Regions from separate parts of the Homo sapiens genome. Here region 1 is linked to region 2. Evidence: read pairs that join two places in POLR2A ChIA-PET (ENCODE). Cell type or tissue: Caco-2. All regions are shown on one strand. Links, peaks and the distances in the headings refer to the core of each region. The heading gives the core; the rest is flanking DNA.

Region 1 (5,369 bases), core at 242-5,241, 120 kb before region 2:
CTCCCTCTCTTCTAATGAGGGTGTGCTTGTTACTCAGTCATCACCCTCGGACACTCTGCTGGAGTGATCTTAGAGAAGAAAAGGAGGAAGAAATCATCACAGGCTTGAAGTTAAGGAAAAAAGAAAAAAGAGAACATGTGAAGGTCACGGGCAGCATGGAAATGTTCTTCCCTGGGCCCTGGGTCTGTGTAGGAAAGGAGAAGGCCTGGAACAGCCCTGGTCAGCTGCCCCTGTGTGGAGCTAATGATGGGCCAGGGCCTCTTGGCACACTGTCTCTTCTAGGACATTTTCCTGCTTGGGGCTCATGTTTCAAAAGAAAAGCAGTATATTCAAGCACCTAGGAGAAGAGTGATGACTGAGAGATGGATGCCACTCAAGTGTGCAAGGAAGGGCACCTGTAGTTGGAAAGGCAGGATGCAGGGGTCCAGGGGCTGCACTGGGGAGAAATCAGAGCTGGCCATAGGTCTCTTTCCTCGGGCATCAGCCGAGCCCCCTTCTCAGCTGTGGAATGAGTGGGCAGAGGGCTGTGGTCAGCAGTGGGTTGTAGAAAAGGGTCTGGGCAGGAAGATCTAAGAACTGGAGAGTCCTAAGAAAATCAGGCAGCATTGCAGACAAACTCTAATCTCCTCAACTCTTCTTCCCTTTCATTCCTGGGACCCAGTGCCTGCAGGCCAGGGTGGAAAGGGCTTGAAAATATTTGTTGCAGGCACTTGTTCTTTGAGTTCAGGAAGATAGGGAGTTAAAGGAAGAAGCTAGGGCAGCTGCAGGGAGTGGAAAGGGTTATATTGAGGAAGGAGTATTATGCCAAAGCAAATTCTAGCCCTTAATAATAATAAGAACTACAGTTTACTGATTCTGCCAGGCACTCTACAAGACAGGATCTCATGCCATCCTCAGGCTCTGCTACAGAGCGGGTCTTATCTCCATTGTACAGACAATGAAACTAAGGCTCAGGGATGCTAAGTGACTTATCTATGGCCACAATTCTGGTAAGTGGCAGAGCCCTGATTCAAATCCAGGTCAGCTCGACTCCAGAGCTCATGCTTCTGACCACTCCCCTCTACTGCCAATAGATTTAATGGGATGCTCTGTATGTCTTTCAAGGAAGGGACAGTATGGATATGGCAGCAATGGTAGAGGTGAGGTTGTTGGCAGGGGTGGTGAGAAAGGCTGAGCTGGGTTCCTCAGGTTCTGAGAGCTAACCACTTGTCCCCTCTACCTTCTTGGTTGTAGACAACCATAGGCAGTGGTGTGTGCACCACCACCTCCTTCAAGCCTTGCAAGTCAGCAAGGTTGGTTGATTTCTTGTGGTTTGATTTCTTGAGGCCTCTTGTCTTCCCTGTCTCCTCCCTGTGTCTCTGGTGGCTCTGGGGTCCCTATGTATTGTTAGGAGACAATCGCTGGAGATGCCTAGATTCTCTCCTTATAAAATGGGAAGTTGGACCAAACAGCCATCCAGCTTTGACATCTGAAGACCTGACTCCTCCTGGTGGCAGGGGGCTTCCGGAGGCACCTTAGTGCCACAGATAATCTTTACAATGGGAGCTGCAGATTCCATGGGGCATACCATTTACTGGTTTGGACATCTAGAGGACCACCAAAGCAAATGTAGAAATCATCTATTCCTAAATACCTGTTTTCCAGATGAGATGTTTGAGAAGCAGGGAGCAAAGTGACTTGCTCAAAGTCACCTGGTTCATCCACAGCTGAGCTAAGGCTTGAGCACCAGTCTCCTGGAATGCAACCCAGTACCCTTGCCCCACACTACACCACCTCCCATAGACTTGCATAGATGGTGCCTCGCTCCCTGGGGCGGAAGCACACACACATCTCACATCCATCCCGCAATGGCTGAGTTCACAGGTACAGCAGATGAGAGGGAAGCAGCCTGAGGATCTAAGGGGAATCTGCTCCATGTGGAGCCCCTGTCCCAGGAGGGGCTGAGCTGCAGCCTCAACATGCATCCCATGGTCCAGGAAACTTCCTGTGACTGAATCATCCAGCCCTCCACAGACCTGTGGGGTGCTGATTGCAGGACTAAGCGGGGCCCTTTAACCGACATTAACCTAATTGCTGAGTGATAGATGGCGCAGCACAAGCATATGGTGAATCATTACCGTGCTGGCGAATCCTGCCCGCGCCCAGGACTCTGCACCGGGTCCTTTTAGCCAAATTCATCTCTCACAGACATCTGTAACGATTGTGCCTGCTGCTCACTGCCCGGGATGGAGGCTTTAATGATGTTAGCAAACTCTGAAACCTCGGGAGTGGTAATGAGCCTGGCACAGCTGGAAACCAGGGCTGCATCCAGCGAGGCATGGGGTGTGCTCTCTGTCTTCTGCCTACCCCATACCTGAAGTGGTGGTTTTCTGGGGCGACCACCAGCCTCTGCAGGAATGCATGGGGATTGTTCCCCTCCCCAGGCTCCTTTCACAGCCTCACGTGCAGCTTCTCTCGACACTTTCTTCCCCGTGGCCCTGGGTGTGGGGTGAGTGCAGTACATTTCCTTTCATAAATAGCACTGAAATTCCTTACATTTGGGCAGCACATTAGGCTAATGAAGGTCACAGAGACTGAACAGCTTGCTAAGGTCTTGGGGCTGGTCAGTAGAGGAGGCAGGTCTAAAACACGGTTTCATTCCAAACCTCATGTGATTCTGAGGGCCAGTTGCCCAGGAATTTGCACTTCTCAGCTAAAAGCCTTACCTCCCACCCTCACCCCATACCCTAGCCCTTTCCTTTGGATTCCTGTGGCATCTCACCAAGTTGGATACAGGTCTGTGTCCAGGGGCCCAAGGGAGGTCCTTGAGGTTGAGGTGGATTTGGGGTCGTGTAACTGAGCACCTTGCCTAGTCTGGCAGGGTGCGGGGCTCTGTAAAGATGGTCTGCCAGGAGGACCTCTGTGGGTGCCCTGGCTCCTGCCACAACAGCTTTCACCTCTTTTTTGGCTCAGAAGCACTATTTGTTTCCTTTCCCTTTTTCCATCTTCCTCATCTCTGTCCTATAGGCCCAGCCAGCCTTTCCTCCAGGACTCATTCCTTGCAGGAATAAGGCTGTCATTGAAGGATCAGACCTGAAGGATCTGAGAGATCAGGCCAGCTCTTTCTTCTCCCTGCTGTGGCTGGCAGGCATCACACAGCCCTCAGAGTCTGGGAATTCACCCCTTTGGACTCTGACCCTTCTCTGGGCCCTGCGAGAATCACGGCCTGTAAGCCTCAGAGCTACACACTGATTCGTGGAATTTCAGACTGCTCCTGTCCAGGAGTCGTGCCCCATCACTGTTATGGAAGGGAAGTAGCCCTGCATTAGGGGTCAGGAGACTCAAGGTCTAATTCTGCCTCAGCCACTTATGCCCTGAATGAACTGGGGAAAGTCATTTCACTTCTCATGAGTCCTTTGCTCTCTCCTGCTTTGCAGAATGATGATAACAATATTTACCTCTCAGAGTCCTTACCAATTAAAAATGAGATAGTGGATGAGAAAGTGCTCTGTTAACTGCAAAGTGCTGATGGAAGATAAAGCGATGTCATTTTTATGGTTGCCACTAAAGGCTGGCTCCGGTGGGGGGGATCAGAGGAAACAACCTGACCTGGCAGAGGGTTAGGATAAGGGAAGGAAGTCCCTGCCCCAAAGTCATGCTCTTGCTCATGCTCCCAGTACCCCCTGCAGAGCTGTGTTCACAGTGGAATCAGAATGGTTTGACCCAACTTCCCTGATAAATCATGCAGAATGATTTGGCTGCTCCCCCGCTTTCTCCTTTGGAGGGGTAGCCTCCCTTTTTCCATCCTCTGACCCCCAGCTTCGTGCCCACCTCCTGCCCACCAACTCCACAGCAGCCACCACTGCCAAATGAACACCCCAAATTGGAACATATGTCACTCCTGGAGCCCCGTTTGCCTGTCCGCAACTACATGCCTATTTTCTAATTTCCAGCTGACATTTCCCTTAGTGAAATAAATGAATTTGCTCCAGCGGAGGCCCTGCTCGGATTAAGCTGCTGTCAGAGCCCCACGCACCAAACAAATTGTTGCCTGCAGCCCACCATACAGGATGCATTCCAATGGGGGCTGACAGGGGAAGGGCTGGGGGAGACCTAGGAGGAAATGCTCAGTCACACTGGCGGGCAGGCAAAGACTGAATGAGGGACGGTCAGGGCCGGAGCCCTGATGCCAGAAGAGTCAGGGAACAGGGAATCAAACAGGATGAGACCCCCTGAGGGTGGAGGTGAGGGAGGAGGGGGCCCTGGGGAGGCTTCTGGGGCAGGTCCATGGGAGGAGAATGTAATGGGAGATCAATCATGGAAAAGGCCCAGGAAGGGAGAGGGGAGAGTCTCCAGTCTCCACTCTGAAGCTCCCATGGGAAAAGGGCTGGCCAGGGCGGACTCACTGCTCAGCGATGATGTATTCCCCTGGGAGGGGCGTGCAGGGCACCCCAGCCACCTGCACATGGTGGGCGATCTCGGAGAAGTCCAGACCCAGGTTCACGCCATGGATGGTCACTCGCGTCCCTCCTTCCGGCGGTCCAGACACCGTCAAAATCTGCAGGAGGGAAATGGGATTAGCAATTTGGTTTGGTCACAGGAACAGAAACAGCAGCACCCTTCCCCCTCCCCCAGGGAGGTTTAAGAACCTCCATAGGTTCTTAAATTCCTCCACCAGGAATTCTGGTGAGTGAGTGCGTTTTGTCCACTTTTTAGCTTATCTCGGATCTTGACATCATGTTCTGTTTTACACTGCTTCCTCGGTTCTTTAAGTCAGTCATTCATTCATCTACTTATTTAAAAAATTATCAGAAAGAATACTAGACTCAAGGCAGAAAACCATGGTTTGAGACATGTCTCTAATTCACTAGTTGCCTGATTGCGATCAGTCACGTAATCTCTCTGAACTTCAGCTTTCTTAGTTGTGAAGGGGGTATAATCATTTCTGCCAACCTCAAAGGGAGTCTGGAAGCACCAAACAGAAGGTGTGCTTGAGAGCACTTTGGAAACCAGAGGGCTTTGTAATTGTGACAGTGTTATTATTGCCCCTGCTGTGTGCTACAGCCTGTTGGGGGTACAATGATGAATATGACAGGAAATTTGGCCTCAAGAAACTTAGAGTCGAGGATGAGATAAAGGCAGTTCATGAATACCACTGATTTGGGGTATACACGGATAAGAGATACAGAGGGAAAGCAGTGGGAGTGTGGGGAGTAGAGACTAGGTGTGGCTGCAGGGGAGAAGATCAAAGATGGAAAGTGCACTTGACACTGTTCTGCAAAAAACATCCTATGACACATGCTAGGACAAAGAAGAAATAACTTTAGGATTTTCCAAATCTTTGCTGGCTTCCTGTTGGCAAGGATTGCTTATTTATTCATTCCTTAATT
Region 2 (5,369 bases), core at 119-5,118:
GACAGTGGCACTTAGCACTAAATGAGTGTTTACTATAATGATTATTATCTTTTGAATAAATGAATAAACAACATGGAATTAGCAAGCTGGTCACATTTTTCCTTAGTGACCTCAAGGGATCGCAGAAAGAGTATAATCTGGTCTAGAGGTGGGAATACAGTTCTGATGAGTGAAACATAAAACAACAGCCAGCAAAAGTCTAACCAATGGGCTGTAGAACTAGATAAGTGGTTCTCAACCGTGGTCCCCAGAGCAGCAGCATCTGCCCCACCTAAGAACTTGTTAGCAATGCAAATTCTTGGGGCCTGCCCCAGCCCAGTGCTAATGAATCAGAAACTCTGGGGGTGGGACCCAGCAATTTGCGTTTTAACAAGCAGTCAGGTGATTCTGATGCACTCTCAAGTCTGAGAATCACTGGGCTAGACTTTGCCCGTCTCTGGTTATCTGTGTACAGTGTGCACCTGGAGATTTCAAACCTCTTACTGCAAAACAGGGGCCTTACCCTGAGGACTTGAACAAACATTAGGCAGAAAACACTCCTGGTAATAGAAGATGATGTGCAATGCATTTAGCACAGCCTCTGCCATTCTATAGGAGCATAATAAGTGTCCATTCCTACCTTCTTTCCTCTTTATCCTACCGAGAGGAGAAAAAAAAAGAGCAAAGGTCACGCTCCCATGGCACTGTTTTTGTGGAATTCCTGAGCTCTTTGGAGTAGAGGGGAGGAGAAAGCTATGGCAAAGAGTTATGAGAAGCCTTGCTTTGAAAATTAATGTACACAATGTGCAGCCAGGTGCCTGTTCCCTACAGGGCATGGGGACAGTGTGCACAGGGACATTGTCACTTTCTGCTGAGCCTGAAGCTCAGCTAGAGGAACAGGTGGGGAAGAATGAGGGTGGGCCTAACTGAGGGAGGAGAGCTTGGCTGCAGCCCAGTGTTCCTGAAAAAGGTTTACACAGTGAGTCAGGCTGGCCCCAGCACCCCCTTGAGGAAGGCCTAAAATACCAAATGAAAGAATAAATCTTCAGGGGTAGGGGCGGGGGTGTTGCCTGCCTCTGCCTTCTCTCCAAGGGGTTCCTATGTGTGCGAGCTAGCAGCACTCCCCCATCTCACACTGCACCTGGGCCCTTGGCCTCCTTGTTGGGAACCCAATTTGGAAGGTATCGAATGAGGGACAATGTAAACACCTGTATCCAGGAGGATGCGAGGAGAAGAAGAGTTCCAATAACTCACCCTTAGGGGAGTGGTTTGCAAAATGTGGTACTCAGATCAACAGCATCAACATCAACTGGAAACTTACAAAATCAGCATTTGGAAAATACAAATTCTCAGGCTCCATCTCAGATCCATTAAATCAGAAATGCTGGGCGTGGGACCCAGTGATCTGTATTTTAATAAGCTCTGCAGGTGATTCGGATGCAAGCTTAAGTTTGAGAACAACTAGTTTAGGGTGTGGGTTGAAGTCTTTTTCTTGGTTTAAAGAGGAGGGACATGTGCTACCACACAAAGGGGCCTTCCCCCTTGCCCTAGCATGTAAGCCCTGACACACAGCATCCCCACAAGCATGACAGCACGCTGGGCCTGGGCTACGGAGAGTCTCTGGTGATGAGGACAGGGGCAGAGGCCCTGTGGGTGGTTATGGGGAGGAGAGAGGCGGGGAGGCTGCCACAACTCATTTTCTCTTAACATGAAAGCCCAGAGGAAGCCTAAGCATCCTCGCCATTGAAGCTGGTAAATTACAGGATGATGATGGTGATATTACCAATAATGATGATAATAGCACCAATAACGTGAGGTCAGACAGGCACTTTCCCGTCCTCGGTCAAGGGGTAAGGTTGCAGCTTTGGTGCATTTGCTTCTGATTTAGAGGAAAACCTGGCTCACAGCCAGCTCCATTTCCCTGCTAGGAGGTGCAGCCGGGGCTTTTGGCTCTTTGTCCTCCCTCCCTTCTGCCGGACCTGTCCTGTGGTCAGGAACCTCCTCCCTCCTGGCATAATGGTCTGCCAAGAGGCAGGCAGCACTCACTCCCCTTCTCCCCCACCAGACCAACCCTTGGTTCACAGACTACACGTCAGCCCTAGAGGTCAAGATCAGAGGGAGAGGCTCAACCTAGATGCTATCCACAGGGTGGGGCAGATGAGGGCCCTGGAGGCTCTATTAGCCTCTCTCAGATAAGCCACAAAGAGAAACTGGAAGGCAAAAACTGTGTGAGTGTTAGGGTAGGAGGCTTCAGCAAATCCATAAATACCTTGAGCTGAAGCCTCCCCTTGGAGATTCTGTACTCTCTCCTGCTGCCCAGGGAAGCCAGAGCAGGGATTCAGAATCTCAAGGAGAGAAAAGGTCATCTGGTAGCATCTTCCTTCTACAGTATCCCCTGCCACCCCCCAACCCCTGCCTAAGGCATCTTTCTTACTCTTCTTTGAGATTTCCCAGGATGAAATACTTCCCCAAATGCTACAGCATTTTCTAGGAGGATCAAAGGGAACAAGCAAATACCCAAGCCCTGGGTCTCTCCCCTCTGGCTGCCTCCTGCCCCGCCCCCACCCTGGGGCTTCAAACACGAGGAAATTAGCACAAGGCCCCCTGTCATCACATGCAGTGACTTGTGAACATGTGCTTGGGTTGTTCCTCCTCCACAACAGGCGGTTTAGAGCAGCTCACTGGGGGCTTGTATTTTTTTTTTTTTTTTTAAATAACTGTGTGTATGTTAAAGTCATTAAGGCTGGGAAAGGGGGTGGAGTGGTAGGAGAGTAAAGGCCATTATATGGGAGGAGAAGAAAAATGGCCTGTCTTCAGGCTGTCAGCAGAAGAAACGCCTCTGCATTCAAGCGGTGGGAGAGGGGCTCCGGTAGGAGGCCTGAGTGGGCACCTCTGCCGGGATGGCTGGGAGCAGGGGCAGAAGGCAGAGAAAACAGGTTCATCACATAGCCTGAGCTTTGGCTGTGGCAGTGGCAGTGGCTATGGCTGCCTGGGTATGGACTGTCACTATTCATTAAAGAGCCACCAAGAGAGAAGAAACCTGGGAAACAAAAACCCAAGAGCTCATGCTTAACTTTCATGTATCAGGCACCGCGTTACACCCTCTGCATCTGCTTTATGTTGAATCCAAACAACATTGGCATCCATCCTAGAAAGGCACTATTATTTACTCCGTTTGGCAGACGAGGAAACTGAGAGTCACAGTGGTTAACTTTACACAGCTAGCAAGGGGTGGAAGAAGTGTGGAGACACGGGTGAGTCTTCAGAGATTTTGTCTGAAGTTGTTGCCCCTCATGAGTATTCGCTGTCATTGCCCCACACCCTAAAGCAATCGAGGGGAACTGGGATGGAAGATATCCCAGGAGGGGTAAAAAGGACTGTGATGAGGGAAATGGGGGTAGGAGGGAAAGGGAGTAACCGCTATTGGCCCTGGCCATGTCAAGCTTCTGGGGTCTCCCCCTGCCCAAGTTTGAGAGGGGATGGCGGAGGCTGACTTCTCTGCGACCCCAAACTCCAGCCTTCCAAGCCTTCCAAAGTTCACTCAGTGAGAAACCTCTAGTGTCCAGGCTCTGAGCCTGTGACCTCTTCCTTCCTTTCAGATTTTAATTTGCTGGACTGGGAGACAAATGCATGTGGGAGGTTCTCTGGAGTGATAGGAACACACTGAGGGCTATAAGAAGCATCAGAGAGGCTTCATGCTGGCTGGGGCCCTGAGGACAATCCCATCTACCACTTCCCGACCCAGGTAGGCAGACCGAGCCTTTTCCTTCTGAGCAAGCCCCTTTCCAGGCACTGCTGTCACCTCCTAAGGCTGAGGAGGGTGGTGGCAGGAGGGTGCAGGGAAGGCCCTGTCTGTTCTCTGGTCTTTCCTTCAGGGGGCCAGACCCTGAGGGGTGCAGCCTAGTTCCCCAGAGCACATGCTCCAAATCACAGCTCCAGTGACAGCTTTTGCTTTCCCAGTGAGGGGGCTAGCTCAGGAGATGAAAGTCTGATCCCACTGGCAGCTCCACAGGCTTCCTTTGCCAAAACACACTGTGAAAAGACCCCTGACCTCCACCTCATACTTTCTCTGCTCCACCTCCCGTCAGCCCTGTTTGCTTCCCTCCTCCCTAGAGAGGGTTAGACAGCCCAGTAATTTAGGGATCACTAGCAAGAAAGGTGCAGAGGTCAGAAGTCAGAGAGGGGCTGGGAGGGGAATCTCACCCCTGCTCTCTGGCAAAACCTCCCACCTCTTTCCGCCATCTGTAGACCAGGCCGTTGTGGGCCCGAGTTCACTGTGAAGGTAGGGATGAGGTCCAGGGATGGGAAGTGGCGGAATACAGAGCGATAGGAGGAGAAGCTGTAATTTTAAATTATGTCCAGAAAAATAGCTTTTGGGAGGCAAATGTTCTCCTCCAACTTTCTTATTTTGAAATTTTGCTAGGAAAGAAAATGTTACACTCCCCTGAGACCGTGTCCCATTTAGGAAGTTCTTTCTATTATCTCATTTCAACTCCTCCCTGCTCTAGCTGCTATACAAACAAAGGCAAATTGACTTAGTGTCTCTCCTGTCTCTTTCACCGTGGCCTGTTCAGTCTAGCTCAGCTCAGCTCAGCTCCAGAGCTTAGAACTCAAGACAAAAGGAATCAAACCAGTAGAAGGAGATGAGCAATGGGTTCATCTCTCTTCCTTAAGAAATCAAAGGCCGGGTGCAGTGGCTCACGCCTGTAAACCCAGCACTTTGGGAGGCTGAGGCGGGCGGATCACAAGGTCAGGAGTTCGAGACCAGCCTGACCACCATGGTGAAACCCCATCTCTACTAAACATACAAAAATTAGCCGGGCATGGTGGTGCCTGCCTATAATCCCAGCTACTTAGGAGGCTGAGGCAGGAGAATTGCTTGCACCAGGGAGGTGGAGGTTGCAGTGAGCCCAGATCGCGCCACTGCACTCCAGCCTGGGTGACAGAGTGATACTTTGTCTCAGAAAAGAAAAAAAGAAAGAAAGACAGAAAAAAGAAATCAGAACCACCAAAAAACTGCAAGAGAATTTTTTGGCAGTTCCATAGCTACTGAAAGCGTCTTGCTCTGCCCATGCGAGTGGCAATGTTGGGACACTGCATTCATGGAATGGAGCTCCGGAAGGGCCTTATGAGGCCGTCTCCTCATTTTGCAGATAGGAAAACTGAGGCGTATTTGCCATCACTCTGCTTGTTTGTAGCAAAACAGGGGCTCTCCTGCTTTCCCCTGTAGTTCTGAGCAAGAAAAGGGGTTTGAAGGGCAGCCTTTCAGCTGGGCAGAGCTGTGCGGGGAGTTTGCATCCAGTACTGCTGGGTTCTAGCCCATTCCTAGGTTGGGCAGCTCAGCCTCTCCTAGAGGAGACTCTGGCTGCTGAGTGACCCGGTGAATTAAT

The links. ChIA-PET counts read pairs that join two places held together with the same protein. Peaks named below come from ENCODE experiments on the same cell type or tissue, not always from the same donor. Only the 100,000 strongest peaks of a DNase experiment are listed, where the experiment ranks them.
Region 1: POLR2A ChIA-PET joins it to region 2 with 6 read pairs; 2 of 35 experiments call an interaction of 5 or more read pairs at or near these places.

What each region holds. Positions count from the first base shown.
Region 1 is chr1:208,056,301-208,061,669 of GRCh38, forward strand. It overlaps PLXNA2 (plexin A2), which reads right to left. Exons shown (of 32, transcript NM_025179.4): 13 at 4,386-4,537. Among named protein-coding and RNA genes, the nearest start is that of LINC02767, 100 kb to the left of the region's middle. In Caco-2, for the core only: no CTCF peak of the experiment used is centred there; a DNase peak (open chromatin) is centred at 3,211.
Region 2 is chr1:208,177,492-208,182,860 of GRCh38, forward strand. All of the region lies in intron 3 of PLXNA2 (plexin A2), which reads right to left. Among named protein-coding and RNA genes, the nearest start is that of PLXNA2, 64 kb to the right of the region's middle. RefSeq lists enhancers at 1,695-2,251, 2,375-3,328. In Caco-2, for the core only: no CTCF peak of the experiment used is centred there; DNase peaks (open chromatin) are centred at 400, 860, 2,090 and 2,540.